Linked DNA regions of Mus musculus: regions 2, 3, 4 and 5 are each linked to region 1. Evidence: chromatin loops called from intact Hi-C (ENCODE). Cell type or tissue: left cerebral cortex. All regions are shown on one strand. Each heading gives the region's core, and the rest is flanking DNA. Links, peaks and the distances in the headings are about the cores only.

Region 1 (5,897 bases), core at 628-5,627:
ATGTTGTTCAGTTTGGCTTATGCTGTCTGCACATCTTCTCTGCCTGCTTCAGGCACAGGGCTTTTCCTACCACAGAGGGAGCCATCATGGCCACCGGGTGCTAGCTATTAGAAAAGTCTGAAACGGAGAGGGGCAGAGGGAGGGAGGAGGTGCTGGAGGTGGAAACGGAGATTTTTGGGTTTTTAGTAGAAGTCTCAGCATTTTCAGAGTCTGAGATTATTTATCGAGGAGTGAAGAATTGTGGCTATGGGAAGGCTCTGGTCACCAGGGTGGGCTGGGGCAGAACCAGGTAAGCACGGGTGCCAGGCAGGCCTAACTGAGAAGGGACTCTTAAGGAGGAGGGGGCCAAGGAAGAGGACACTAAAGGACACCTTCTGCTGGGTTGCTGAGTGCAGTTGCGCAATAGTGTCGTGGGGTGGGGCTGGGGAGTCCCTGGGGTCACCCCAGCTGTGCCTTTGCCACTGTTGCTGTTGACTAGGGCAATGGTGACTGCTGCCTAGCTTCTGTCACAAGTGTGAACCAGGGCTGGGGAGAGAGAGGTGATAAAGGGACAGAAAAAGAGGAAACAGAAGGACAAGCCAGTGGGCCACTGGGGAGCAGAGGACTGTCAGGACCCAAGGAAAATAATCCTTGTTTTAGACAGGGTAGGATGTGGCTTTAGCCTGGCCTCAAGCCAGAGGTCCCCTGAGACTCGGAGATGGCCTCTACACCTCTACACCTGTTTCCTCTTCTTCTTTCTCTCTTCTTCTTCTTCTTCTTCTTCTTCTTCTTCTTCTTCTTCTTCTTCTTCTTCTTCTTCTTCTTCTTCACATTTTAAAAACCTGTATGAGTATTTGCCTGTGTGTATGCATGCACAGCACAAGTATGCTTGGTGCCTTTGAGGCCAGAAGAAGGTGTCAGAGCCCTTGGAACTGGAGTTAAAACACTATCTTTTATTTTTTTTAAAGATTTATTTATTTATTTTATGTATATGAGTATACTGTAGCTGTACAGATGGTTGTGAGCCTTCATGTGGTTGCTGGGAAGGAAGGTTGCCCACTCTGGTCGACCCCGCCCACTCTGGTCGACCCCGCTCACTCTGGTCTAAAGATTTATTCATTATTAAATCTAAGCACACTGTAGCTGTCTTCAGACACACCAGAAGAGGGCATCAGATCTCATTAAGGATGGTTGTGAGCCACCATGTGGTTGCTGGGACTTGAACTCAGAACCTTCAGAAGAGCAGTCAGTGCTCTTAACCGCTGAGCCATCTCTCCAGCCCTTAAACACTATCTTTAACCAAGAAGCTTCTCCAGGCATGTGCGAGGGAGTGAGTACCACGAATCATGGGTGGTGGTGGTGTGTACTCTACTGATGAGCTATGATACCTGTCCTGGCTATTTGCAATTTATATAGGTAATTTTGTATATAATTTTATTAATTTAATAAATTGTGTGTGTATGTATGTGTATTTGTGCGGGCGTGTGTGCACGAGTGTCTATCTGCCTGTCTGTCGGTGGAACATGCATGCAGGTCAGAGAACAATTCTCAGGAGTTCGTGATCTGGCCTGGGATCCAGGCAACTTATGGGAATCAGGATTAAACTCAAGTCATCAGGCCTGTGTGCAGGCACCTCAGCCTGTGAGCTGTCTCGATGGCCCATTTTGATACTTTAATACATCCTTGTTTCTGATTTATGGCTTTCTTGGGTGTTGGGAATCCTACAGAGTGTCTTTCTTCCTCCCATTTCTAATGAAGTTTGGTGTCACTTTAGAATGGTAGTCAGTCTCCAGGAAACCCTCCCTGGCAAGGGTGGTGTTCCCCCAAACTGCCTGTCGCCTGGGCCAACCAGGACCTTTCCTTTCTCAGAAGCAACTGGCTGGACTCAGCTTAGCCCTGCTGCAGGAAGAAATCTGAGCCTGCCTCTCTGGGAAGCAAACTCCCTGGCTAAGTAAACATCTTGGTCCTACACTGCCCTTGATTCTTCAAAGTTTGCATTCTTAGCTCCAGCTTTTACAGGATGGTTGGAATAGGGAGGAACAAAAAATGATCCTGGCCATCGTCCATTTGGATTCTGCCCTTATGCTAGAGCAGAAGCCCCATCCAAATTACAGTGATGGATTTGGAGGCACATGTGCTCAGTGTGCACTAATGTATGTAGGTAAGACAAGCCAAGAAGAGCCCCAGGGGCTGCAGGATTTAACGGAGCGGCTGGGCTGCCTCCCACTTTGTTGACTTAGCAAGTCTGGTTGCAAAGCCATGACCTTTGGAGATATTCGCCTCCCAGGTTCCAGCAGTTTCTATTAAGCTGTTTCTAAACGACTATCTGTTTTATATTGGTCAGGAGAACGGGATCTGCATTTCCGGTGGCCTTTGGGGCCACATCTCCCATAGGTTCTAAAGGAGCTATTTCCTTCTCCCCCGCAGGGCTGCCTCCCTGGTTCTTGCGTTCATGTCAGAGAGACACTGTCTCTGGAGGTGCTGTCCCAGGAGGTGCTCTCCCATTCTCGGAATGTTGTTCCGTGCTTCATTTTCCTTTCTTTACTTTTTCCCTGATGAGGTAGTTTTGATCTCTGAAGCAATCTGCTCTGATAACTTTTCATTAGCTGTTGAACAAACGTGGCAGATACAAGTGAGAGCCATATGTTTGGCAACGGCCCTTGAAATCCCTCTCAGCCGCTACCTGTGGCTTTATTCCCATCGTCCAGAAGGTGGCAGCAGAGGCACATTGACTCTGCAGTCTCCAGCTGGTTCAAGATGACTTTATTCATTGGCTTCATCCTTGTTGACAAACTTCTGTGAATTCTCAGCATCAATAGAAACCTAACTATGACAGGCTGTTTTTTGGGGGTGGGGTGGGGGGTGGAACCCAAGGCTCTGTGCGAGCCAAGCAAGCCCTCTGCCTACTGAGCTACATTCCCAGTCCCAGGAAGTAGCATTTATAGTTCCCACTTTATAGAAAGAGAAACTGAGGCTTGGGTGGTGAAGACAGCTGGCCAAAGTTTACAGACATAGGGTATAGCTCATGTCTGATTCTGAATTTGGTGTGTGTGTGTGTGTGTTTACTTTTCTAAAGTGGGGAGCATTTAGATTTGGCAAAACTCGAGGGTGAATTTTATTTCAGATAAAGCAAGGGAATCTGGTGTGGGTTTGCTATTAAGTTTGGTTGTTGCCTTTTGTTAGCCTAGACTTGCCTTGAGCTTGCTTGGAGCTGCTGCTCTTAATTAAGCTCCTCCATCAATTGCCCTTGAACACCTCTGTGTACTGTAGACACAGGGCGAATGAGGAGGAGACATGCCTGCTTTAACGGAACACAGAAAAATGCCACACACAATGCCATAGAGTTGTCCACGTGAACCAAGGAGTCTGTGGAGAAAGGTGGAGCTAGGAGGGTGGAAGGTCAAGGAGACCCCCTCCAGGGACCAGACAGCCTCTAAGCCGAGTCCTTGAGGACTTAGGCAAGCGGTGGTTGTGGGGCATCATCCAGGCCAGGGGAGCTATGTGTTTAAAGGCCCCTAAATGTGAGAAGCCTTGTGAATTGGAGGGGACACAGTGATGGGTGAAGCCAAGAAGCAGGAGATCTTGAAGTTACACTGACAGCTTGACTGTCTCTAGCAGGAATGTGACATGGGTGGGTGTACTGGCTAGTTTTGTGTCAACTTGACACAGCTGGAGTTATCACAGAGAAAGGAGCTTCAGTTGAGGAAATGCCTCCATGAGATCCAACTGTAAGGCATTTTCTCAATTAGTGATCAAGGGGGAAAGGCCCCTTGTGGGTGGGACCATCTCAGGGCTGGTAGTCTTGGTTCTATAAGAAAGCAGGCTGAGCAAGCCAGGTGAGGCAAGCCAGTAAAGAACATCCCTCCATGGCCTCTGCATCAGCTCCTGCTTCCTGACCTGCTTGAGTTCCAGTCCTGGCTTCCTTGGTGATGAACAGCAGTATGGAAGTGTAAGCCGAATAAACCCTTTCCTCCCCAACTTGTTTCTTGGTCATGATGTTTGTGCAGGAATAGAAACCCCGACTAAGACAAATTGGTACCAGTGGAGTGGGGTATTCCTGTGACAACCTGACCATGTTTTGGGGAGGACTGTGGAAGGACTTTGGAACTTTGGGCTTGAAGATCCATCCATTGTTAAGACCTCTGTCGGATGTTGTGTAGGAGCTTGGAAGATAATGTTGAGAACACTGCAGAAGTTGGAGCTCTGGTGTGTGAAATTTCAGAGGGAAAATTAAAGACTCTTTTCAGGGCCATTCCTGTTTTGATTGTGAAGATTCTGTAGTTCTGGTTAGCTGGGGCTGAAGAATCAGCTGTGATTAACAAGATACCAGAACTACTAAAGCAAAAACTTTGCATTACTGGGACTATTGATGCTGGTTAGCTGGAGCTAAGAAATTAGCGGTGATTAAGAAGAGACCAGCATCATTGAGGTGACATCTTCTGGGAAGTATTTTCTGAAAGCACAGTGGCTGTGTTCCAGATATAGCCAAAGTTGTACCTTGTGCTGTGGCTGGACTTGGTAATGTGTAAGGGTCACCCAGGTGGTACTGGTTTTGAAGGCATGAAGGAGTTGAGCAGAGCAGCTGAGGCTTGGCACTGTGAGAGGCCATGGAAGGCCATTGGTGAAAGTGCAGCCTCAGTTGCAATTGATGGCCCAGGACTGAAGGGGTCATGCAGTGTTTTGGAGATGCCAGTACCATGAGATGACCACCAAGAGCAGCAGCAGCAGTGGAGTACAGGCATCTGGAGCCTAGAGGATGACTCGTGTGCTACAAAGGGCCTGGCTGGAGAAGTGACCCAAGCCCTTGGAGGAGCCCAGAAGATCGTGAGTTGGATCCCAGACATTGGACAGTTGGAGATTGACTTTTGCTTTTGATTGTGACTGTGCCCTGATATTTTCCCTCTTGAAGGAAGAAACTGTTTTAGTGGAGCCCACAGTTAAGAGACTTTTAATTGTAAAAAGACTTTGGATTTTAAAAGAGATGGATATTTTAAAGAGATTGAAATTTTAAGCATATGTAAAGACTGTGGGACTTTTAAAGTTATTTAGAATGGGGATGAATAAGATTGTAAGGGTTGAGGCTTACTAGTGATGTTTTTGTGTGTCAAGTTGACAAGGGGTCAATTGTACTGGCTAGTTTTGTGTCAACTTGACACAGCTGGAGTTATCACAGAGAAAGGAGCTTCAGTTGAGGAAATGCCTCCATGAGATCCAACTGTAAGGCATTTTCTCAATTAGTGATCAAGGGGGAAAGGCCCCTTGTGGGTGGGACCATCTCAGGGCTGGTAGTCTTGGTTCTATAAGAAAGCAGGCTGAGCAAGCCAGGTGAGGCAAGCCAGTAAAGAACATCCCTCCATGGCCTCTGCATCAGCTCCTGCTTCCTGACCTGCTTGAGTTCCAGTCCTGGCTTCCTTGGTGATGAACAGCAGTATGGAAGTGTAAGCCGAATAAACCCTTTCCTCCCCAACTTGTTTCTTGGTCATGATGTTTGTGCAGGAATAGAAACCCCGACTAAGACAGTGGGTTTCCCTCTCGGGAGATTCTGGGGAAGAAACTAAGGCTGGGGACCATAGTGAGAGAGATGACGACCTCAGTGAAGGTAACGGTTATAGCAGAAGCAGGTTGGAGCTATTTCTAGAAGGAGGAATGGCAGGTGTGGGGACAGGCTGCCTATGTGAGGCGGTCAGGCTGCGGTACCAGGTAAATGATCTTCTCATTTGTAAGAGCATGTCACAGCCCCATTTCAGGAAGGTGGCACTACACCAGGGTGCTCGCAGAGCTTGGTGGCTCCCCAGGACTGTGCAGCCCTGTCCTTGGAGCTCGTGAAGGTCATGTCTCTGGCCACCCACGGCCTTCCTTTCCCTCAAGCTCTCTTCTCTCAGCAGATACTCACAGAGGGTGTTTCTCTTGCACATGGC
Region 2 (5,897 bases), core at 635-5,634, 210 kb after region 1:
GTGAGGTGCTGGGGCCAGGAAGGAGGAGTCTGCCAGGAGACACGGCAGAGCCGCAAAGTCCTCAAGTGAAGCATTTGCTTTTGCTAAATGCATTTGCTTATTTAAAAGCAGAAATCAGCTGCTAGAGGAGAGGCCAACCCAGCCTAATGCCTATCTCGGTCAATCTTCCTTCCTTCCTTCCTTCCTTCCTTCCTTCCTTCCTTCCTTCCTTCCTTCCAAAGGAGAGAAAAGAAAGGCAAAATTAAACAATTCACTTACCCTAAAGCAATGAAGGACCAAATCATTATCTAACTGAATCCCTAACAGCTGGCCACAGCCATGCCTGACTAGGAACTGCAGGTCCTGGATGCTAGGAGCTCCTGATTCCCAGTGACTTATGTCCCAGATTCCAAAGTTTGGCCCCTCCAGGGTGGGTGCCAAGCAGCCAGTCCGGCAAGCTTTTCTGCATCGCTCGGCTCCGGCTCACGTCTGTGGATGGTTTATGACTACACAATACTATGGAGATTTCCACTTCATTTACTTTTCGGGACTGATGTTGGGGGCTGGGACAACAGGATAAGCTGTTTTTTCCAGCCTGATTCTGCACCCCCAAAGAAAGCATTTTTCTTAATTAGGAACGAGGCTTCCAGAAGTGCCTTTTGTCCACTCCCTAAACAGTTGTCTCAAAATGGTCATCTATCAAGATGGTAGGAAATCTACACCCTGGTCAAAGAAACTCTTTTCTCCCATTCTTCAGGCACCAGTGTACTCCATCAACTAGAGCTAGCACAGACACAGCTCGGGCTATGATCCTTGCTGGGGCTCATCAGCCGGCCCGACACCACATTTCTGAGACTTCTCTCCACACCTGGCTCCCTCTCCTGTCCCTACTGCTACATGCCAGCAAGGGACAGGGACAGCAGCCCGAGTGTGATTTGCACAGGGACTACTTTGCACGTGGTTCACAAGCACGGGGAGCCGGGGGGGGGGGGAATACCTCTTATATGGTCTTTGTGCAACTTTGTACAAAGTGGTGGACCAACCTAGTTTCTCTGTCTCCAGCCTCCCAGCTTCTAGAAACCTCTCTCATTTCCTAATGCCAGGAAGAAGGGGGCAGGAGGTGCCCTATTGGTCAGCTTGCCCTTCATACACGGAGTTCAAGTCTGCTAAGTGCTCCTAGAACAGTCACACAACACAAAATGACAAAAGGGACCAAGGTCAGGAACTCGAGATTTCAGGGCTTTGTATGGAATTTTGTGTGGGGGTGGGGGTGGTAAGCAAAGTTTTAAGAGCAATAGAACTGGGGGGGGGGGCTTTTTCAGCATAAAACTTGATGGGGGTCAGTAATGGGTTATTAAAGAGGGCAAAAGACTGGTTAGAGAAGTGTCCACAGACTCCACTTAGGACCTGGAGTTGGGCTCCGCATCGAGGCCACCTCCCCAGGAGTAAGTCCAGAAACCAGGCTCTAGCTTCCCCACCCCCAAACTCAAGGTTGGCGCCATACAGCAAGGCAGGCCGGTACAGAAGAAAAACGTCCTTTCTCCCCCACCCCAGGACATTCAAGCACGTTGCGGTTTCTCTGCCGAAGCAAGAGATTCCCCCCAAAACCGCACAGACATCCCGCGGCGCACGCCTTTCCAGTCGCTTCTATCCCGATGGACATGGGAGGGGGGGGCCCAGCCGGAGCGCACGAGGACCAAGAAGGGGCGGGCTGCGGGCGGCGAGGAGAGTGAAGAAAATGCCGGTCCTGGGGACCGAGGACTGGGACTTTGTAGGCCAGTTGAACTGACACTCTCATCTTGCCCGCAAAGACCCAGCTCTCAGCTCCCGTCCGTCTTGGAGTTCCGGATGCCGTGCGTCCCCCGACGACGGGCTGCCCAGGGCATGAGTCCCGCCGCCCGCTCTTGGCTCGAGGACAGTTTCTCAAAGAAGCCACCTGCCCCTCCCGGCCTCGGCCCCGAGGGCTCCAAAACCAGCCCTCGAAGGTTTACACGACGCGCAGCGCACCCTGACCGAGAGGGCAGTCTTGGAGACGCCGGGAGTGAGCGCCCCCGGACGCCCCCCGCCTCATATCCACCCGAGCGCAAGGGCTGCACGCCGAGAAACTTCCCAGCGCCCACACTCCGTGCCCGCGAGGCCCAGCGGTGCGCTGCCCGGTTACCTGCGCTCAGCTCGGCGAGGCGGGACCGAGCCGCGGCGACGCAGGCTGCTTCCTCCCGCACCGCGGCCGCAGCCCGCGCCACGTACCCCAATGTTCCCGCAGCTTCGTGCGCTCCCGGCCGAGGGTCCCCGGCCTCTCGAGACCTGCTCCGGGACCTAGGGATCGCCGCAGGGCCCCCGCCGCGCCCCGGAAGACATGTGCGCTGCTGCGGGGTCCCCGGAAAGTTGCGGGGCTCCTCTCGCTTGCTCTCTCGGCGCTATCTGGCTCCACGTGCTGGTGACACATCAGGAAGGCTGCGCGCCCCGCGGCTCCCGGAGGACCCACACGGCCAGCGCCCGCCCAGCGCAGCCTCCTCGAGCCCAGCGGACCGCGCTCCGCCCCGGTCCGCCCTCCGCCCGCCCCTCACCGGCGCCGCCCCCGGCCGAGACGCCGGCTCACGCTCACAATCTGGGCGGAAAGACCCTGGAGTGGGTTGGGGTGTCCCTCTCCAGAATCGCCCGGGGCAGAGGATCTGAGCCACCCGACTAGACAGTCTCAAGTGCCTTCCACCCAGTCACGCAGCCCTTCCTGCCCCCCGAGCCTCAGTAATTTTCCCCTTTCCTCCTCTGACCGGTCCGATCCGCTGCCGGGGCTTTCTCCCGTGAAGACCGGCGCCGGGAGCCCCCTGCCGGCCACCCTGCTCTCGGGCCGCGCGACTGTCGCGGAGCAGCGCCCTGCAGCACCCTGCAGCGGGCCTCGATCACCCTACCCGCAACCTAGGTCAGACCTGCCATTGAGGGCTTCTTGGCAACCCCAATAGATGATATATTTAAAGTACCCAGTGTAGTTCCCAGGGAGAGAACCTCTTGAAAACCTGGGTTCCTTTAAGGGTGGGACTGAGATGCTGCGATACAGATGGGAGTAACCGAAAACTGTAGAGGTGAAAGCCTAACCCGCTACCGGTTTCTCTCTTACCTCTCTGCCGGCGTACAAAGGGTTAATTGGATGTGTACCATCCTTAGGCTTCTACCAAAATAAATCAGCGGAAGATTGATTCCAGGGGCCCTAGAGAAGCCCAAATAACCACCGAGACTGAGTTCCCTAACTATCTTCAGGTGGAATCTTGCAATCATTTACTTAAAATACCGTGACATTGGCTACGTTCCTATCTCCTCTTTCCTGGCCCCACTATCCAATGCACGCTTTAAATCCTGTGGCGGGGCTGAGCGCTTGTGACACTCAGATTCCCCGATTAGGACAGACAGATGCGCTGAGGCAGGTGCTCAAAAGACAACAGCTCTGAAAAAGCTTGAGGGCAGAAGGCTCCATGCCCTTAAAGGAGATGGGTGCAGGCTTCAGGCTTCTGTAATCCCTACTATTTCAGAGCCCGGGGCAGAAAGGAGGATGCCCTGGTGAGGATACCCTGGCGTGGCCCGTGATGCTGCCTTTTATTGATGTCTGACAGACCCTTTGGATCTGTGAGATTCAGGAGCCTAGAGGAGCCAGTGTCCTGGAGGGATAAAAGAACAGGGATGTAATGGGTTTACCCAGACACCGAATCCGGAGAAACCCTCCAGAGGTTAAGATTTGCTACTTGGCACCTCCTCCTGCTATCCCCTGCCCACATCAAAGGACATGGCTGGGGGAGGGGGGCTAATCCCATCAATGGAATCAAAGGTGGTCAAGAAAGGAAATTCTGCAAATTTGGGGTAGCCACAGGCAGGTTGCAAGGCCACATTACACTAGAGAAGGACGGTTACTAGGGCTCTGGCCTTCTCCTTACATGACAAATGCCTCCTCTCCGTCACTAGCTAGTCCATAAACAGACAGAATCCCTTGCTTCTTGGGGTGGCCCTGTAGGGAAGATGAGCACAGGCACTGGTCAAGCCAGACAGTGGGACTGGTCCTGCCTCCAGGGCCAGAAAGGGACCCAGCGAAAGGAAGGATTCCTGAAAGGTTGTCACAGTCTATTGGCTCCATCTTGCAAGGGCTCCTGATGCCCCAGCACATCCCAAGGCAAATGCTAATGTGGGCTACAGATAGGAAGGAGCATTTCCCAAACCTTGATAGGTTATTAAAAACAAAAAAACAAAAAAACAAAAAAAAAACACTTTAGAGTGTTAGTAAAAAAAACAGCAGCTAACAGTTTAAAATCTAATTGTTTTAAGTATTGCTGTCACCTGGTGTTCAGAGAGAACAAAGAGTTACAAAGAACCTATAGCCATGGGCAGCATGGGGTTCACACACCCCTCATATATAGCAGTTTACCTTGATGTCTTCTCTTAGCCCAGATAATTTTATGAGGGAGGAACACCAGGGAGGGGCCGTTTACTGCAGGAAACGTCCCTAGGATCACTAGGTTTGTCTACGGGTGGAACCTTCTTCACTCCCCACCGCCCACGAAGACGTCCACAGGTGATTCCCTCCCCGTGGGCTTCAGTTCCCACATTGGCAAGGTGAGAGGTATTCCCCTCTGTGACTTCTCCCAGCTTGCCCGGACCCAGCTGCGGAAAGGGGAAGGACATTAGCACTGACTGCTACTTGATTTTGATGACCTTTGTCTATACAATGTCACTGTTGACCTGGGCACAGGAGTCTCTGAATGACTTTCTGTGGGCAGAGTAAGTGTTTGGAAGGTCCCAACGTCCTTGGTTGAGGGCCAAGCCTTTGGCCAGAGTTCTACAAGCCTCTTTTTTTGCTCTGCCATTTAGGATAGATTTATTTATTTACTTATTTTAATGGCATTGGGAATGGAACCAAGGGTCTCACTCTGGGTAGGCAAGTACTCTAGCACTGAGCTGTATCTTCGACCCTTAAAACATTTTTTTGAGACAAGGGTCTAAGTAAATTCCGTAGGCTGGCTTTGAGTATCTTTCTGTAGCTCAGGTAGTCGTGAACATTTAATCTTCCTGCTTCAGCTTCCTGAGTAACTGGAATTTCAAGCCTGTGCCACTAGGTCTCCTGTAGGTCTGGTTTGATTGACGTCTTTATTAAGCCTCCTCCCCCAGCCCCTGTGTGTATGTGCACGCACGTGCGTGTGCATGTGTGTGTGTGTGTGTGTGGTGTGTCAGTCATTGTGACCTATTACTTTTTAGGAAGGGTATACAACTATGCAACTATGCACAAGACTATCCTCTATCAGAGCTACCTGGTCTAAATCTAGCTCACATTCAGTGATTTGGGGGTGGGGGGGACAGGGGAGGGAGGCTTTGCCCAATCCACACCAGCCCCCACTCTTCCCAAGCATAGGACAAGAAGAACCTGTGTCTGGGCCTCTGGGGAATGCAGCCTTTGACAGTGCGTTGGCATCTCCTCTTTGGATAGTGTGGCTGATTCTGGTGATTTGGGGAAACTACTACCTAGTTTTCCTGTTGGGAAGCCGGGTGTAGTGGCACACGCCTTTAATCCCAGCACTCAGGAGGCAGAGGCAGGCAGATTTCTGAGTTTGAGGCCAGCCTGGTCTACAAAGTGAGCTCCAGGACAGCCAGGGCTACACAAAGAAACCCTGTCTCAAAACAAACAAACAAACAAACAAACAAACAAACAAAGTGTTGTTTATTAGACTGATACAGTGCCTGCTGGGCTCTCAACTAGCAAAGGAATAGATGCAAAAGTCAAGGAACAGGAGAGCAAGCTTTTCTAAGACATTTCTGCTCATCTTGTGGAGGGCTAAATTTGGGGGCTGGAGAAGGAGCCCAGGAGGTAGGCTTGTCAAACAGGAATAAAAGATGGATCTCCAATTCCACATAAAATCAGCTGTGGTGTCCACAATCCTAGT
Region 3 (5,897 bases), core at 618-5,617, 220 kb after region 1:
ATTCTTACTATGGGCTCACAGTGGCTAAACCTGGTGGGACAGCGGGCAATCATAAAGAGGTTGTGGAGTCCTTGAGGTCCCTAGCTTATAGCTCTCAGGCAGGAACTGAGACTCTCAGGCCACAAAGCATTTGGAAAAGCCTTTTTCCTTTCCTTCTTTGACAGGGTCTCATGTAGTTAAGGGTGACCTTGAACTTGTGATATCCCTGCTGCTATCTCTGCAGAGCTAGGGTTACAGGTCTGCACCATTGTGCTGGGTTTAGGGGGCCCTAGAGATCAAATCCAGGGCTTTGTGCATTCTAGGCAAGTGCTCTACCAACTGAGTTCCCTCCCCAGCCCTGGGAAGCATTAATTAGCTTTGGAGTTTAGCAAGTGAAGCAATGGGAGCCCAGAGTCTATAAGGGATTCGTGCAGGTGACACCATAAACTCAGCAAAGCTCTGTCCGTGCCCTCCAGTACCCCCAGCCTGGTTAGACACAGCTAGCTTGCAGGGTAATTGCAAGAACTCTGTTCTCCACCTTGCTTTAGCTCTCCTCTGATCTCACAGACCTAGGCCCTGGGATCCATGCTTGACTCCTGCCTCTGGCTCTTCACCTTTTGGGAAGTTCACACTTCCCCAGTGTCTGTATGTTAACCCTTTCTGTACCTTGAACCTCTTCTGCTGCCTTTGTTTTGTCTCCTGGCCCTCACTCCTTTGGCGGCAGAATTCTCTGTGCCAGCTACTACAGAAAAGAGGAGCCCCACCTAGGGGTGCTTTCTCACCAGGAATGCACAGGGAGGGGCTGGAGTCAAGGCTGTATCCGAGAGTACAAGGCTCCTGTCCCCATCCTACCCCTAATGTCTAGACCTTCAGGCCATGGTATTGTCAGAGACAAATCCTCTTTGTATGTAGTAACAATTTTATGATGGCACGGACACCTTCCAAAGCCAAGTGTTTCTCCTTCAGGTATTGGGCTCTTACAATAAATATCTATATATACTCAGCTCACCCCGTGATCATCTAAGCAACAATACCTGGGGAGTGAAATATACTTTAAATTGGGGAGGGGTGGTGGGATGGGGGGGGGGGGAGTGACAGAGGGAGGAGCCACAGTAACAGAAGTATGAGTTAGAAATGAAGAGGTGGAGTTCTATTCATGAAATCAGAGTGATATGTTAAGTGTTACAACTGAAAATTACAGAATCTGGCATAAAACTCAAGGTTTTACTCTTGCGCTTGGGAGTCAGAAGTGGATGGACAGTTCAAAGGCAGCCCGGTCTACATAGGGAGCACCAGGATGGTTAAAGCTACATTGCCATGTGGTTAGACACTGTCTCCAAAACAAAAACATCCATCCAAACAAACAAACAAGAAAACAACGAAAAATTGCTACCCTTTAGTATAGTTTTGAAGAGAGAAGCTAGTTGGTGGTAAGCCAACCTCAGTAATCCCGGCAGGACACAGGAGACCATATCCTAAAACAACAAAAAAATGGGATCAGGAATCTGAAGCACTGGACGTCCTGTCACATGATATCTGGCTGTTTACCTTACAAAAGACTTGGAAGTGTCACAAATATGTGGGTCCTGATATAAAACGTCAAGGCTGTGAAAGGTGTGGGCGCCTGGGGGAGGGGAGGACAGTTGGCTGAGCAGGGGAAAGCGGCGACACGCACGCACGTTGTAGGGAAGGAAAGTTCACAGAGAAGGCTTGCCTTCGTCGCGGGATCCAGACCGGAGTTGAAGGGTAGAGGATGCAGGGAGTTCAGCAGCTGTGCGGGGCCTCTGGAAAGAGTTACAGTGCTCTGGCCACGAACCGGTAGAGGAGGGGCTGAACTCCTGAACAAAAACAAAAACAAACAAACAAAAGGGAGCTGAAAACAAGAAAATATCTCTTCCAAACGCAGGCACGGACGGGGTTCGAACCCGCGATCTTCGGTTTACGAGACCGACGCCTTACCACTTGGCCACCGCGCCTGACAGCCGAGCGGCTGGTGGAAGCTCTCAGTGGAGGGGAGGTGGTGCGGGTGGGGAGGCGGACAAGCCCCGCCCCTCGCTCAGGCCCCGCCCCCGCGCAAAGCCCGCCCACCGAGCGGCTCTGACTGACGGGTCCCGGCCTCCTTCCGCCCGGCGTCAGCTTAGCGGACAGTGCTGCGGGCGGGCGGGCGGAAGCCCTGAGGACACGGGAAAGCTTTGGCGGCCGCGGAGCCATCCTCTCCCCGCCCCGCTCGGGCCTCACACAGCCGGGAGAGGCCTCAGAGCTGTGCGTGAGGCCCGGCATGAGCGTGAGAGCGGGGAACCAGCTTGTGGACGGCGGGGACCCGGCACGGCGCGGAGGCCCGGGAGAATAACGGAGGCCAAGAGGGCGAGGCAGGAGGGCGAAACTACCGAGACGGAGGGCGGTCATCGGAGGGAGACGGGGATTGAGGGACAGACGGGACTTTAATTCGCTTTAGGTTTAGTTCTAGGCGAGGGATGGGTGAGGGGTTGGGGCGCTTCTCCCACTGTCTCCTCGGTCCTCCATTTCGTCGACGTTTACGTCGTCAGGTATTTACTGGAGACAGACTCCCAGGCTGACGTCAGACTCTCAACTCAGGATCCTTACTCCTCCATCTCCCAAGGGTTGGGATTTCAGGCGTGGGCCATGGCCCGTTTTACCGGATGCTGGAGATCGAACCCAGGATTTCGTGCGTGCTGAACTAACGTAACAGAGCTACAATCCTAGTTCCTAGATCTAGTATTTAAATTTGTAATTAAAAAAAAAAAAGTCTTTAAAGTTTTAGTAAGGAAATTAGGTCTCTGAATCCTATGGCCATGGCATCTGTTCCAGGAGAGAGGAGAGGGTGGCCCTCCCCATGGTGCAGGGCTGTGATGCCAACCGGGCAGTCAAAGGTCCCACTCACCAGCCTTCTTAAGTGCACTCCTGTAAGTAGGATAGCACAGCCTGGCGAAGGAAACGCCCTCCAGAGGGCTTGTGCTATTATTGCCCGACATGCTATAACTAGTAAGTATTTATCATTCTGCCTGCATGTATGCCTAACAGACTTAGAAGGTGGCCCCAGATCTCATTACAGATGGTTGTGAGCCACCATGTGGTTGCTGAGAATCGTACTCAGGACCTCAGGAAGAGCAGCCAGTGTGCTCTTATCCTCTAAGATATCTTCTCCAGCCCCCAGAACTTTTTTTTTTAATGTAAAATTGGGGAGATTTGTAAAACTTAAGGATATCTTTATGGATGTATGTTAAAAACACAACTTTTATTATAACTTTGTTTAGTTTACATAGTGTTAACTGGACATAAGTACCTTGTACACCACAGCACTACAGATTTTTTTGTTTCTTGTTTTTGTTTTTTCACTGTGGGGACTGGACTGAACTCTGGGTCTCCTGGACGGTAGACAAGGACCCCACCACCAACCTTTACCCCAGCACCCTCCCCCCAACTCTCTCTAAGAGGTTGTTTAGAATGTTACTTTATGCGTGTGAGTGCTTCACTTGCAGCTATGTATGTGCACCAAGTGTATGCCTGGTGCCAGCCGAGGTCAGAGGAGGGCATGGGATCCCCTGAAACTAGTAATGGGTGGTTGTGAGCCCCCCCCCCCACACTCACACTTTGGGTGAGTGCCCGGAAATAAACTCAGGTCCTCTCTATGAGGAATAAGTATTTTTCTCCAATTCTTTCTACTTTCTGTTCTGAGCCAGGGTCTTGCTGAGTTGCCCAAACTGGTACTCTTTAGCCCCAGGACTTGGGATCCAGTCTGAACTGAAACCCAGCCCCTTAGACACCATATCCCTTCTCCACGGGTCTCTGGCAACCATCATTCTTTCTGCTTTTCAGAGGCTGACAACCTTAGACCCTTCATGTCTAAGGAATGATGCAGCGTGTCTGATGGGGACCAACTTACTTCAGCCCCTCAGCTTCCATTTTGTAACTGCAGAAGGATGTGCTGGCTTTGTTCTCTCACAGCTTAGGCCACATTCTCTTTACCTGTCACTGCCTGGTAGACTTTTTTGGTTGTCAATAATACTCCAATGAGAAGAGTGGCAAGTTCATGTGAGATACACACCCAGAAGCAGCAATGTGGGTTTAATTTTATTTTTACATTTTTGTTTATTTTGAGACAGGGTGGGTCTCTCTTTGAAGTCCTGGCTAGCCCACTACTTGTGATTTGTAGAACAGAATGGTGAGGTAGGCCTCCCTTTGTCTTCCAAATGCTGGGCCTGAAGGTGTGCGTCCGTGTGTGTGTGTGTGTGTGTGTGTGTGTGTGTGTGTGTGTGTGTGTCTTTTTTTAAATGGGATCTGCAGTTTCCATAATGGCTCCATTGTTTGGAATTCCCACCACAGCACACAAGCAGCTCTATGCCCCTGTATCATTTTCTTGGCTGTGAATAGTGGCCGTCCTCACTGTGCTGATTACTGGCGTGACATCTTTTCCTGGGCTTGCCGGCCATTTGTGTGTCTTTGGAGAAATGTCTTCTCGTGTCCTTTTAAAATTGGCTTATTTGTTCTTTTTGTTTGTTGCAGCTTAAAACATGGTTACTAGCTTCCTTTTAACCTGTGCTCAGTGAATTTTTGTATATGAAGCAAGGGAAGGATCCAGTCTAGCTAGCCTTCAAGGGATACAGCAGGGAGGTGAGCCAGACACAGCCTGTAGCTGAACTCAGACTGGGAAAACCATAAGCCATTCTCTCTGCGGACCACAGAGGTCATAGAGCTACCCTGCTGGGGACAGTCACATACAGATCCGGTGCCTTTCCAGGTTTGAGGTTGGGTTCTTCGTGGAGTAGATAAGACTGCCGAGCTGCTGGGTGCAAACAATCAAAGCCATGTCCAGCGTCCCTACTGCTACTATTGAATTTCAGTTTCTTCGTCCACAAAATAGGTGTCAGCCATTAACTGTGGCCCTGCATGAATCAAAAATAGATCAGGGAGCTGGGCATGGCAGCCTTTAATCCTAGCACTCTGAGACTGAGGCAAGAGGATCAGGAATTCAAGACCAGTAAGGGCTATCTGAGACTCTGGAGAAATGGAAACAGCCTAGAGATGGTTCAGTGAGGACAGGTACTCGATGCCAGGCCTGAGTCCACAGTGGAAAGAACCACCTTCCGCAAGCTTCTGGGCCTCCACAGACACTGCATGGCATGTACGCCCCTGCACATGCACATACACATATATAAAATTGTAATTTAAAGGCCGCTTCAGTTTTCATTGCTAAGGTTAGGTCCCAGAGTAGGAAAGGCCACCGAGACCCCTTTTCCTTTCTCTTTGGGACTGTAGCAACCTGACACTTTTCCTATTGATCAAATTTCCCAGACACCACAAAGTTCGAAATAAATCTGCGAATACCGGGTTAGCGGCAGGGTGCAACTTGCAGCCTTTGGCGTGTCAGCAGCACCCTTTCACGTCTTGTCAGATTGCTTTCCACACCATGCTCAGGACCTGCTCACTCCCTCCTTGCCCTTGCTCCGTCATGGTATCTGGTCTGTGGCTTTTTTTTTTTTTTTTTTTTAAGAAAAGGTCTCAAATTAGATAGATAGATAGACAGACAGACAGACAGACAGACAGAGCAAGCCCCATAAAGCCTAGGCTGGCCCAGAACTCCTGATTGATTCTCAGACTCCCCAGAGCCAAGATCAGCAGTGTGTAACATACTATGAGTGGAAAGAGAGGCGCTCTCAGTATCAGAATCGAGAGAGTAACCGTTTGGACCTCCTTGGGAGACTGAGAGAAGACAGAATCCTCTTCAAGTATCACCCACAGCTGCAGCAGGCTATGGGAGTTTCCCCTGAATGTGAGCCTGCAGGGACACACAGTGAGGACTGCCCATGGGACTCCTGGACAGTAAGAACTCAGCTTGGTTGACGCTGGGGGACCAGTTCTGCTCAGGTGGGTTCCCTTAGAGACAGGTGCATCTTCTG
Region 4 (5,897 bases), core at 427-5,426, 300 kb after region 1:
TACAGAATAACAAGCGGTAATGAGTTGTTCTTGGTGGAACAAGGGAGGGAGAAAGCCGGGAGGAGGAGACTGCAGGATATCAAGGTTTGGGGACGGGGAGTAAACAGTACTTGTATATTATACAGTTTTGGTATAGTTGGTAAAATATAATTAGTACAGTCTTCTTGGCTTCTTATATTAAAAACAAAAAATGCAAAACTATTAAAAATCTACTTTGAAAAATTTTATTTTATATGTTTTGCCTATATGTTTACATGTGCACCACATGCGTGCAGTGGCCACAGAGGTAGGAAGAGGACACTGGATTGTCCGGGACTGAGGTTAGAGATAGTTGTGAGCTGTCATGTGGGTGCTGGAAACCAAATCTGGATCCTCTGGAAGTGCCACCAGTGCTCTAACCACTGAACCATCTCTCTAGCTCGAAAGATGTATATTAAGCTGGATTGGTGGCTCGTGTCTATAATACCAGGATTGGGAGATTGAGGCAGAAGGGTGACTGTTATTTCAAGGCCAGCCTGGGCTACATAGTGAGTGCTAGGACAGCCTGGGCTTCACACTGAGTTCAAAAACTGGTAGAAGCAGAGTGAGACCCTGTCTCCAAGCAATAATAGCAACAAGATATCTAGTCTTCTAGATGCTTAGAGAAACCCCGAGGACACAGGTGCTGCCTGCTGTGAAGGAGAGGAGCTCAAAGGGGCTCTGCCACTGTCATCACTGCCTCCCACAGTACAATGGAACCTTCTGGAGAGTAAGACTGAGCAGTGATGGCTCCCAGGCCTCCAGGAGGCCCAGCGCAGATCCTTCTCTAGGGTGGAGCAAAGGGGACCCAGAGAAAGAAATGCCAGACAGCCTGTGACAATCAGTGGGCAGAACAGATGGCCCAGAAGAAAGACAAACATCACAAAGGCCCAGAACCGAGACAGAACACGGCTTTCCCATAATGTAAGTAGATGGGAGGGGGAGAGATCGGTCATCGGTGGGGAGTGCTTGCTGTTCAAGCATGAGGTCTGGGTTCAGCTCTTAGATGCTAACACCCATGGAACAGACTGGACACAATCCCAGCCACACCGGTGACCCCAGGTTCAGCGAGCGACCCTGCCTCAAAGGGATAACAGGGAGATAGAGGCAGCACTGCATGTCCTCTTTTGGCCTCTACTATACACATGCATGTTGACACAATAAAATTAAACAAACTAGGAGAGATTTGACGTCACAAGTTTTAGGGTGTGAGACATGCTACAGTGAGAAGCAGGTGGGACCCCAGGTTCTACTTCACCTCCTGGGGGGAGGGACACTTGCTGTGGCTGTGGTGGGGGTTCCGGAGAGAGAACAGTGGGGAACTAGGAGGCTGGGGAGACAGCAGCTGTGACAAAGAGAATTATGAAGAGCACAGGAGGGGAGGCTGCAGCGTATAAGGGTACCACGGGTGACTCTTTGACCTGGGCATCTTTAGATGGATGGTAACATTAGATTCTTACACTGGCAGCCACACAGCAGGAGCAGGTGACCTGCTGCCTTCTGGTTTGATGGGTTCCCTATTAATCTTCCCACATAGGTGGATGACCAGGTACCCAGATTCTCATAGTTAGGCTTTGCCTCACTGCTTGACATGGGTGGCCACAGCCCCTAGCCAGCATGCCCTTGCTTTGATGCCCATGGGCCCATTCCTCCACAGCTCTCATTACCATAGGGACTGGGGGGCCACACAAAAGGGAAGCCAGTAGGCAGCCCTTGGAGCAGACTGGGGAGTGGTATTTGGGGGTGGTGGTGGTGGAAGCTTGTCCTGGAGACACCATCCCTGGATATCTTCTGGCATCCTCTCACCAGACCAACATTTCCTGAACTGAGAAATATGGTCAACAGCACATGTAGCAACACACAGTGACACTTTCCCCAACAGGTGTGCCAGGCTCTGGGGACAAGGGTATGCCCCACAGTCAGCATCTAGTGCTGCACAGGAATGGTTAAATAAACATCCAGAGTGGACTTGCCCAGGCCTGTGGTGCCCAGCACCGGCCTCCATGGGACCTGGAAGAGGAACAGATGCAGAAGCCTATGTATCCTACAGCCAACAGGAAAGCACTTTATAGTCTCAAGGTGACTCCCAACAAGCCACAAGCTGCAAGTGACATCCACACCCTGAAGGGTTCACGTCCCTCCACTGAGGGCGCTCAGCTGCAGTCCTGACATCCAGCTGTGTGCCATTCTCTACCTCCTCAATCCCAGGCTCAGATCTGTACTCCCTGGAGACACACTGCAACCCCCCCCCCCCCCACAAGAACCAGAATCTGGCTGGCTTCTTGGTCCCACACTGACCTCTAGGGGACAGCTGGAGCACAGCAAGGTGCTGGGTGCCTGGTCCACAGCATTAGGATCTGCCTCTAGCTGGCTTCCTCGGAATTCTGACTTTGATGAGCTATGGGTTTGCTCCATCTCTTCCAGGAGCTGGGATTCCGGTGAGTTCTAAGGATTCACTCTGCCTGGATGGCTCAGGGACACTCAGGAGCCCACAGGCAGGAATTGGCCCATGTCCACCAAGCTATCTGACTAAGCCAAACCAAGTCACCTGCCATGCCTAGGAATACACAGCCTCAGTGGGTGCTCTGGCCAGAGCTGTGTGGAGGATGGGAAGAGGTTTGTCTTCCTGGAAGAGGCATAACACTCACAGTCACATTCTACAGTCCTACAGGGGAGACGGGAAGAGCCAGGTTGTTGAGATTGCTGGCTCCGTCTTTCTGCCTCTCTGGGACCTCTGGATTTTGGGAAAACAATACAACAAGACCATTGCTTATAAAGAATTCCCTCTTGAGGGTCAGGTCCTCCGAGCCTACTTCCCCTCTTTGCTAAATGCACCATCTTTTCTGGCTGTGGTTGAGACAGTACGGATGCCACGGAAGCTGCTGGAGCCCATGGAACATGTCCCTGCTCCTGGGTACCCCTGGGGTTCTTGGCCTCAGTGCATCTCTGTTCTCCAACTTCTCACTGCAAGCTTCGTTTTGACATGTCTTTGAAACATTGGACCTCAAGGGTGAAGGGGATGCAGAGACTCGGATGATTGTGGATCCCTGATTTGTCCTTGCATTAAATCAGACCTAGCCTGGCTGGGCAAGTCCTGCTTTTTGGCCAAGAAAACTGAGGTTCTGAGATGTTGAGGGGAACTTGCTGAAGTTGTATGGGTAGTCAGTGGCCTTAGTGAGGTGCGGATCCCATTTTTAAATGACGGTACCGCCTACTCATTCTGCACCCTCCACAAAGGCTGGGCCCAAAAAGAGTCCAGGGCCACTTAGTGTCAGCCCCACATTGGGGGTTCTCTGTCCCAGGTCTGGTTCCATTGGTCCTGAATGCATTCATGGACCGGACACAGTAAAACAGTTCTGGAGCCCTCAGCGCTGGCCTTACACACACTTGGAGCCTGGTTATCCAGGTCTACCCCTAACGGTTCTCAAGCTGAGCACAGTCTGGAACCAGACTTGTACCCTGGCCCCACAGCGGCTGGACGTTTAGTCTCTGTCATCTTCAAATTGTTAGACAAAATTTACAGGTTCCCTTTGTGAGGAGCAGGCATCTGCACTAAGCAGACTGGACAGAAAGAGCCTTGCTCATGACAGTGTCTCGTGCCACTAAGACGGAAACTAAACTGCTATGTGGAAATCAGGAGGGTCTTAGCTGGTACGGTAAGGGAGTCTCCTGCTACCTTAACCCTTTCAAAATAGCAGTTTGATGCTGGCCAATCAGCTTTTTGTTCCTGTTATTCAGTTTCTTTATTCCTGTGATAGCAACACTATGTTTTAAGTTTAAATTACTGTGCTTAAGAGAAATATAAAGCAGAAATGCTTCACCAGGGGGTAGTGCATGCCTTTAATCAGGAGGCAGAGGCAGGGGGATCTCTCTCAGTTTGAGGGCGTTCTGGTCTACAGAGGGAGTTCCAGAACAGTCAGGGCTACACAGAGAAACCCTGTCTCTAAAAAACAAAACAAAACAAAACAAAACAAAACAAAACAAAAGCCTGTAACCTGTAAGGTCCACTTGCTCAAGGACAGATAACTTCCTGAAATGCTGTAGTTTATGTACGATAACAAACCACACATTTTCACTTCTGTAAACAAGCTTGGTTGCCCCAACTGCACAGGATATGCACTTGATCATGGGTAGGCGGAGGAGGTACATAGGCAGGAAGTACGTCAGGATATATGCCTGCCCCTGGTTGGACAAAGGCAGGAAGTTTGTAGCCTCGTGAGTTTTGCCTTTATAAACTCCTGACTAATGGAATTCGGGGGCCATTCTCTGAGCTTGAGTCTCAGGAATGGTCTTGGCCAGTATATTTTTTTAATTAATTTATTTATAATATATACAGCATTCTGCCTACATGTATGCCTGCAAGCCAGAAGACTTCAATATAGATAGTTATGAGCCACCATGTGGTTGCTGGGAATTGAAATCAGGACGTCTGGAGAAATAGCCAATGCTCTTAACCTCTGAGTCATCTCTCCAGCTCCCCGGTCAGTATTTAATAAACCCTGTTGTATTAGAATTAAGTCATCGTCAGATGGTGAATCTCTGAATGACCAGATCCGTTACTGTTCCCACCTTACAAAACCCACTGTCCTGTTCCTGCCCTAGATCTTGTGTTAGTCCTGTTGTCAATGAAGGACTCGAGGAAGAGAGGGAGGGAGGGAGGGAGGGAGGGAGGGAGGGAGGACGAACTTATCTTGGCTCATGGTTTCAGAGTCTCACTGGGATCCATTGCTTGGAGACTGAGGTAAGACAGAGTAACACGGCAGTAGGAATGTGTGGTAGAAGCGTCATACCTCATGGTGGGGAAGGGCAGGGTGGTGGTGGTGGTGGTGGTGAACCTGATCTACCGACTTTTCCCTTTCTTGTCCTTTCATTCCGTCTGACAGGATGGCGGGGCCTGTATATTCAGGGCACATCTCCTTTTAGTTAACCCTCTCTGAAAACACCCTCCCCAACCCACCCTGAATGGCCTTTCCTAATCTTCTAAGTCAGTGTTTCTTACCTGTGGGTTCTGACCCTTTTGGGGACACATATCAGATCCTGTATATCAGGCATTTACATGACAATTCATAACAGTAACACAATTACAGCTATAAAGTAGCAATAAAATGACCTCATGGATGTGAGTGTCACCACAACATGAGGAAAGGGTCCTAGTACTAGGAAGGTTGAGAACCATTGTTGCAAGTATGTCTCAATCTGATCAGGCTCAATTATGAGAACCTAGGTAAATAATCTAACACCAGGATATACTCAGCCCGCATAACTGCAATCTTCAACTGAATTGATACACTTCTGTCTCTTGATAGTGCCTTAGCTTTCTCCGACACGGTCTGTTTGGCCACCCTCAGCATTACCAGACACCTCATATAGCTTCCTCCCTGCCGAAGCCCAGTTGGACACCACCACGCAGAATACTATGGCTCTAGCCTTCTTCCATTTCTCAGGGAGGTGGCCTCAGGATGAGGGACTACCCAGAGCCAGAGGGGTTTTGGAGCTGACTTGGGTGAGAAACCAAAAGAGTCCTCATCCAGCCGGAAGGTTCCCTGGAGACTGTGGATAGTGCAACTTAAACTGTCTCTGTGGTACACAGCTGTGCTTGCAAACAGTCCAATGCATTATAAACAGATCATTTGGCGATAACAGCAGAATAAATTAAAACACACACACACACACACACACACACACACACACACACACACACACACACTCTGTGCATTTATGTGGAAGCTAATGTGTATAGAAGCCAGGAAACTAGAGAGGGACAAGAGAGGCCTTAAGGGAAATGGGCAGAGGCAATAACGGAACACGTGTAACTAGGAACCTTTCTGTGAGTATGAGGAGCAGAGGGAGTGGGGAGACTAGAGGTCAACTAAAGCCAA
Region 5 (5,897 bases), core at 421-5,420, 330 kb after region 1:
CATGAGTGTGTATTGATCAGGTCCAGGCCCACTAATGCTAAGAAAACAGTCTGACAATTCACCAGCAGCCTCTGTAGGAATCTAGCTCCTGGTAGTTGGCTTGGAAACGGTTTGGAGCTTCAGACAGGGGTGAAAGGGTGGCAAGGGACAAGGGTAGAGGAGTGATGTTTTCAAAGGTTTATAGGCTACAGTGCAGAAGGGAAACCCAGGTAGGTTCCTGTGCAGAACCACAATGACCCAGTGACAAGCTGGTTGGTGTCTGGAATGCGGAGGGAAGAGGATCTAAGGATGGGAGGTGTTTGTCCAGCCTAGGAATACTATTAAACGGCTCCAGCCAGCCCTCTGCCAGAGGCCCCAGTGGGGGCCATCCCCATGCCTGAGGTTTTCTGATTCTGGATCCCAGGTTTCCGCCCAAAGCAAGGAGAATTCTCCACACCAGCAGCCTGTAGCCTCCTGGGCTGCTCAGCCTGCTCAGGTAGAAGGTATTGGCCAAGAAGTGGGACGCTGGCATCCTCTGTAGAAGAAAGGCTGAGGTAGCAGCAGGAGATGCTCCCGAGCAAACCAGAGAGGAGATAAAGGACTTTAAGGAGAACTGCAGTAGTAAGCTGTCTGAGACTGGGGACCAGAGTCCTCACACCTGACACCTGCCTCCCTCCTCCACCTCCTGCTCTCGGGGATTTCCAGGTTCTGGCGAGTGCCCAGCCACCTAGAAAGGGGTTGTCATCACCTCCCACTTGCCATCCAGTACAGCAGTTGAAACCAAGGCCCAGAGGGTCTCAGATGACCTTAGAAACCCAAAGTTCAACCAGGTCTTTTGAATCCAGAGACGCTCAACACTGCAGGGTTTCATTAACACGGTGTCCTGCCCTTCTCTCAGACACGGATACTAGCCCCTGTGAGGATGGCAGGAGGACACTAGCCCAACGCATAGGTATTCGTTACACACTGGCAGTTCAGACCCTGCCATTTCACATTGGCTGACAGTACCCACAATTCTGCTCTCTGCCACCCATGCGGCCCAACACCAACACCAGAGGCTCAGCTAACCACTCCCGGCTTGGTCCTGCTTGGCCCTCTGCAGCCAGCACAGTCTGCTGCCAGCTAGGCCTGCCCATTTAGCTTGAGTGGAAGGTCACCAGGAACTGGACCAGAATCCAGGGTGGCCCGGAGCAGACATCCCTTCTTTTCTAGGTTGGGTAGGTACAGCTAAGGACCAGAGACTGCAGAACATCCCTGCTTATCCCTGTCACCCGTAGGCCTGGCACGGTGCACACATAGCCCTGTGACTTGGTTGTGTGTGGGAGGGGGTGCTCAGAGACTGGATTTTAAGGGCACCTCTTCCCCTCCCCAAACATCAAGGGGGATTGGAGACAGACCAGGGGGAACGGCAGGTGGGCCGGCCGGCCACCGCGGGCATGCCATGTGATCCACAGAGAGGCCCGGAATGTGACTGCGCGGGGTCCCTGCGGTTTCCCCGGCCCGGGGACGCGCCCGAGCTCCTTACCTCCTCTCCTTGCCCGAAGCGCAGGCCGAGCGCCGCGACGCGCTCCACGCGTAGAAAGCCGTCGGGGTCGCGGCCGCACACCTCGAACACTTCGCGCAGGCGGCGCACGGAGCGCAGCAGAGCCGCGGGGGCGCCCGCCCAGCCCGCGCCACCCGCCATCCGCGCCGCCGGCAGCTAGCCCAAGCCCCGCGCTGCCGCCTTCGCCATCGCGCTCGCACCGCCCGGGTCTGCGGCGCGCAGCCTCCGCCCGCGGCGGCCGCTCGTGTCAGCCGCTCGTGTCTGCCGCGCGCCGCGGGCCCGCGTGGGGGCGGGGCGGGGCGGGGCTGCAGACAAAAGGACCCGAGCCTCCCCAGGCTCCGCCCCTCCTAGACCTGAGCTGGAGTTGGGGGGTGGGGGGTGGTTGGAACTCAGCGCGGCCCGTGCACCCCGCGGCTAGCCAGTGTGCACCGGCCGCGTCCTTTGTCAGCGCTGGGTGTTGCAGGTGTTCCTTGCCTAGTATTCGATTGCTGCTTTCGCTTCCCTGGAAGCGGAGACCCCTGAGAAGCCGTTCCGCTTGTTGAAGGAAAGGGATGGGCGCAGTGTGGAGGAGCAGGGAACCTTAGAATGGTGGCGGGTGGAGGGGACTAGAAGTGGTGGTGGGAGGAAGTGTCTTCCATTAGGCTTAGTGTCAACAGGGCCCAGAAACACCGGTGGCTTGGGAACCCGTAGCTCCTGTCCTCTCTTATTTTGCTGGCAGCCTCTCAGAGCTCGGGACTCCATCCTGGGTGTGGACGACCCAACCAATTTTGCCTTCTCCTAGTGAAGTTCAACTGAGCAGAGGTCAAGCCTAGTCTCCCGTCTACCCATCAACCTTGTTCAGCACAACAGACCACTTAGGAGTGGTTGCGCCCAACTCAAGCACAGACCTTGCCTGAGCCCCCAGATATGCGCAGGCTTCTTCCTCAGTCTGTCTCACCTCAGTTCTGAGCCCTTCTTCCAAATCCCCATGCATTTCTAAAACTTTGCTAGGGTGTGCATGGTGGGAAACTCTAAGGGTTATGCTATGTCTTAGTGTCCTCATGTTTTTGATCTCTGGTCAAGTGTGAGCCCAGAGCAATTCAGTGGTGTGAACAGGGAGTGCAGGGGACTTGTACCCAGTTTGGCACAAGGACCACACAGGGCCTCCCTCTCTGAGCCTCCAATTCCATTCTGGTCTTCAGGATGAGTCTTAAATATGGATGTCCTGAGTGGCGACTGCTTAGTCTCCCCTGGAGTCAGGACTCCAAGGGTGAGCCAGGCTGTCCCCCCATTTGATGCTTTACTCTTCCAGAGGTCCAATCTCCCTGGGAAGAAAGCCTTGTGGCTTTAAGGATCAGAGTCTACCGTGTTCATGGAGTCAACCACTAGAGAGGGGAGGTGTACCGTCCTGAAAAGTGATTTTTGTTTTTGTTTTTGTTTTTCTTTTCTTGGTAGGTGGATGCCTCTCTGTGAGGTACTAACACATGAATGAATGAATGAATGAATGAATGAATGATAAATGGAAAGCAGGTTGCAGCTGGGGCCTGCCCCCTGGTGGGAGCTGCAAAAATGTCTCTCAGAGCCCACCCTGGTAACACAACCTGGAAAGCAAGAGACCTTCCTTGCTCACCTCAACTGCTCTACGTGAGGCCTCAGATCGATCACAGGGGAACCAAGCCCAAAGCCCAAGACCACATCCCAAGCTCTCCAAAGGCAGATTGGAAACAAATTCCAAAGCTATCCCGTATCAGACTCCTGGGACAATTCTGAACTCTGTCTGCCATTTCTCCAGAGCAGAGGTTACAAGCCTTGGCATCAGGACCGCCTCCTGCCTCTCGGAAATACCTTAGTTCCCTCCTGCCTCCAGGCCTGGGGTGACTGGCTCTGCGCCTTGTCTCTTCCAACTCCTGTGGCCCATTTGCTCGATTGCAGATTCTGTGGAGGTGGCGCCTCCTATAGGAAGTCTCCTTCTTGTTGGCTGCTCCTCCGTGCTCCAGAGCAAGGATCCTAATGCAACCTCGCGAATGAAGGAAGGGTCAGAGACAAGCTCAATGACAGGAGGGGGCTTCCTGACCATGGGTAGAACCGACAAGAGCCCTTCAGCCACAGTCCAGGAAGCTGAAGGGGTCGGAGAGAGACCATTTGCAGGGGCGCGATCCTGCCAACGCATGCATTTGACCTCCTGACTTCCAGAACTGAGAGGGATCACATTTGCGTTGCTTAAGCCACCAGGCTTTGGGTAGTTTGTGGTAAGCCCAACAGCACGTATGTGCGCTGTTGGTCCTAGGTCATGTTGGCAGCTGAGCCGGGCAAAGGTCTGATGCTCTTTCAGCTGCGTGATGCTCTGGGTCAGTCTTCCTGTCTGAAGCAGGGGTCGTACGTAGTCTCTGCTTTGCAGAGATCTCGTAGGATTCAATGTGAGCTTGTGTGCCATGTGTCTTGCCCAATGTCTGGCGCATAGTGGCCTATCCGTGTATCAGTATAGACTCAGAGCTAGTCTACAGGGAATGTATTGCTGAGGTGGAATCTCATGGAGCCCAGGTTGGACTCTGACTTGCTACGAAGCCACGATGATCTTGATCCTTCTGATCCTCCTGCCTCCAACCCCCTCCCCTGCAAGGGCTAGGATTACAGGCCTGAGCCATCCCGCATGGTTTATTCAGCATTGACGATGCAACCCAGGGCATCGTGTATTTTTCTCCACCAACTGCGCTCCAGCTCCAGCCCTAAAGGGCTGTATTTCTTCCTCTGTAGTCCATCCACCGGCCTCACCATCCAGGCTGCCCAGAAATGGGGCAGAACTCGCAGGTTCTTCCTGATCCCCCTGCTGATGCTATTTCTCAAGTCATGAATAATTATCACTCTGGAGGGGAGAAGGTGGTAAATTATTCTCCTCCTTCACCTGTCTCAGAATGCGCCTCAGCGGCAGAGTGTGGAGCGCTCACACACTTCCCATCATGCAGCGCGCCCTGGGGGTGATGGAGTCTGGTTGGCCTGGGCTACACTAGTGTGGTCCGGTGTCATAAAACTTCATTCTTCCTTGTCTGCCAGAGCGTGGGTGAGGAGGGCTGTCCACCCAGAGCCTCTCCAACTCTCAGAAGCAGGATAATGGTGGCTGACATTCCTTCCAGGATTCTTTTTGTTACTTTTAATTTTTCAATTTATTCTTTTTTAAAAATTTATTCATTTTATATAGGGGAGTACACTGTCACTGCCTTCAGACACACCAGAAGAGGGCTTTGGATCCCATTACAGATGGTTGTGAGCCACCATGTGGTTGCTGGGTATTGAACTCAGGACCTCTGGAAGAGCAGTCAGTGCTCTTAACTGCTGAGCCATCTCCCCACCCCCTTTTTAATTTATTTTATGTGTACAGGTGTTTGGCTTGAATGTATGTCTCTGCATGATGTACATACAGTACTCAAGGAGGCTACAAGAGAGCATCGAATCTCTTGGGACAGGAGTTACAAGTGGTTGTAAGCTGCCATGTGGGTGCTGTGAGTCAAACCTTGGTCCTCTGAAAAAGCAGCCAGTGTTCTTTACCACTGAGCCATCTCTCCAGCTTCCTGTTACTTACCATCATCATCACCATCACCATCATCATCACCATCATCATCACCATCACCATCATCATCATCATCATCACCATCGTCATCATCATCTATTCAAGACAGGTTGTTCTCAGTTTGTCACACTCAGCCCTCCATGCAGAGCTCATCAGTAGACACTCACAGCTGGCACAGGCTGTTCCTCTCCATGGGTCGTCCCCACTTCCCCATCCCTGGGTCACATTATCCAAGAGGCCCCCCTGAGGCAGCTGTGCTCACTCCTCTGCTGGCTCAGAGGTCACCTGGTCCTTCCTTCGGAAGCATTGTCATGGCTAGTGGTAAGGCCCTGCCCATCCACTCCCCTTGCTCTGGCCAGGACACCAGCTTTCTTCTCAGGGCTGAAGGGAATGTTCCAAGTTCAGAAAAAAACAGTTTCAGGAAAGAGAGCCAAGGACACAGACACTGCCCTCAGAGAGAGAGCGTGAACAGGTGGATGCAAGCCCAAAGAACGGAGGACGGAGCCTGGGCTCAGAAGTGGACGCCTGGCCCTGTGTACTTGAGTGCACACGTATCTTCCCAGAGAGCCTGGGAGCTGAGAGCAGAAGTCCTGGGAGGGCAGGGAAGGGCTGCAGTGACTGCTGTTTTCCCCGGAACTGTTTGTCAGGCTTTCCTTCTTATATTAATCCTGTAAATATTCCCCCAAGGAAGGAGAAACGAACCTATCCCCCTCCCACCCCGGAATCTAAATTAGCAAAAACCCACTCTGTGTGTGTGTGTGTGTGTGTGTGTGTGCATGTGTGTTCTCGTGTGAGCTTTTGCACATACATGTGTGTGGTGCATGGACGTCT

The links. Hi-C counts contacts between places; a loop is a spot of excess contacts. Peaks named below come from ENCODE experiments on the same cell type or tissue, not always from the same donor. Only the 100,000 strongest peaks of a DNase experiment are listed, where the experiment ranks them.
Region 2: a loop joins it to region 1, with 4 times the contacts of the local background. A loop is called at or near these places in 39 of 42 quality-filtered maps.
Region 3: a loop joins it to region 1, with 6 times the contacts of the local background. A loop is called at or near these places in 41 of 42 quality-filtered maps.
Region 4: a loop joins it to region 1, with 3 times the contacts of the local background. A loop is called at or near these places in 17 of 42 quality-filtered maps.
Region 5: a loop joins it to region 1, with 3.0 times the contacts of the local background. A loop is called at or near these places in 29 of 42 quality-filtered maps.

Annotation. Positions count from the first base shown.
Region 1 is chr11:79,916,885-79,922,781 of GRCm38, reverse strand. No RefSeq gene overlaps it. Among named protein-coding and RNA genes, the nearest start is that of Gm24454, 26 kb to the right of the region's middle. In left cerebral cortex, for the core only: a CTCF peak has its summit at 2,676 (motif pointing right); a DNase peak (open chromatin) is centred at 2,682.
Region 2 is chr11:79,707,873-79,713,769 of GRCm38, reverse strand. It overlaps Mir193a (microRNA 193a), which reads right to left and starts at 1,801; the gene lies at 1,736-1,801. In left cerebral cortex, for the core only: a CTCF peak has its summit at 2,809 (motif pointing left); DNase peaks (open chromatin) are centred at 2,511 and 2,743; H3K4me3 peaks cover 1,618 bases; H3K27ac peaks cover 218 bases.
Region 3 is chr11:79,700,708-79,706,604 of GRCm38, reverse strand. Gm11205 (a long non-coding RNA gene) reads right to left here and starts at 2,035. Exons shown (of 2, transcript XR_880034.1): 1 at 1,939-2,035; 2 at 1,591-1,817. It overlaps n-TTcgt3 (a tRNA gene), which reads right to left and starts at 1,955; the gene lies at 1,884-1,955. In left cerebral cortex, for the core only: CTCF peaks have their summits at 2,076 and 2,963; DNase peaks (open chromatin) are centred at 2,525, 2,948, 4,313, 4,825 and 2 more places; H3K4me3 peaks cover 3,040 bases; H3K27ac peaks cover 2,159 bases.
Region 4 is chr11:79,621,502-79,627,398 of GRCm38, reverse strand. All of the region lies in intron 3 of Rab11fip4 (RAB11 family interacting protein 4 (class II)), which reads right to left. It overlaps Rab11fip4os1 (RAB11 family interacting protein 4 (class II), opposite strand 1), which reads left to right and starts at 4,236. Exons shown (of 3, transcript NR_003283.1): 1 at 4,236-4,499. In left cerebral cortex, for the core only: CTCF peaks have their summits at 2,145 and 2,345; a DNase peak (open chromatin) is centred at 2,353; H3K27ac peaks cover 237 bases.
Region 5 is chr11:79,587,042-79,592,938 of GRCm38, reverse strand. It overlaps Rab11fip4 (RAB11 family interacting protein 4 (class II)), which reads right to left and starts at 1,727. Exons shown (of 15, transcript NM_175543.3): 1 at 1,505-1,727. The coding sequence starts at 1,663. In left cerebral cortex, for the core only: CTCF peaks have their summits at 3,042 (motif pointing left) and 3,450; DNase peaks (open chromatin) are centred at 1,106, 1,181, 1,790, 3,434 and 1 more place; H3K4me3 peaks cover 1,999 bases; H3K27ac peaks cover 1,736 bases.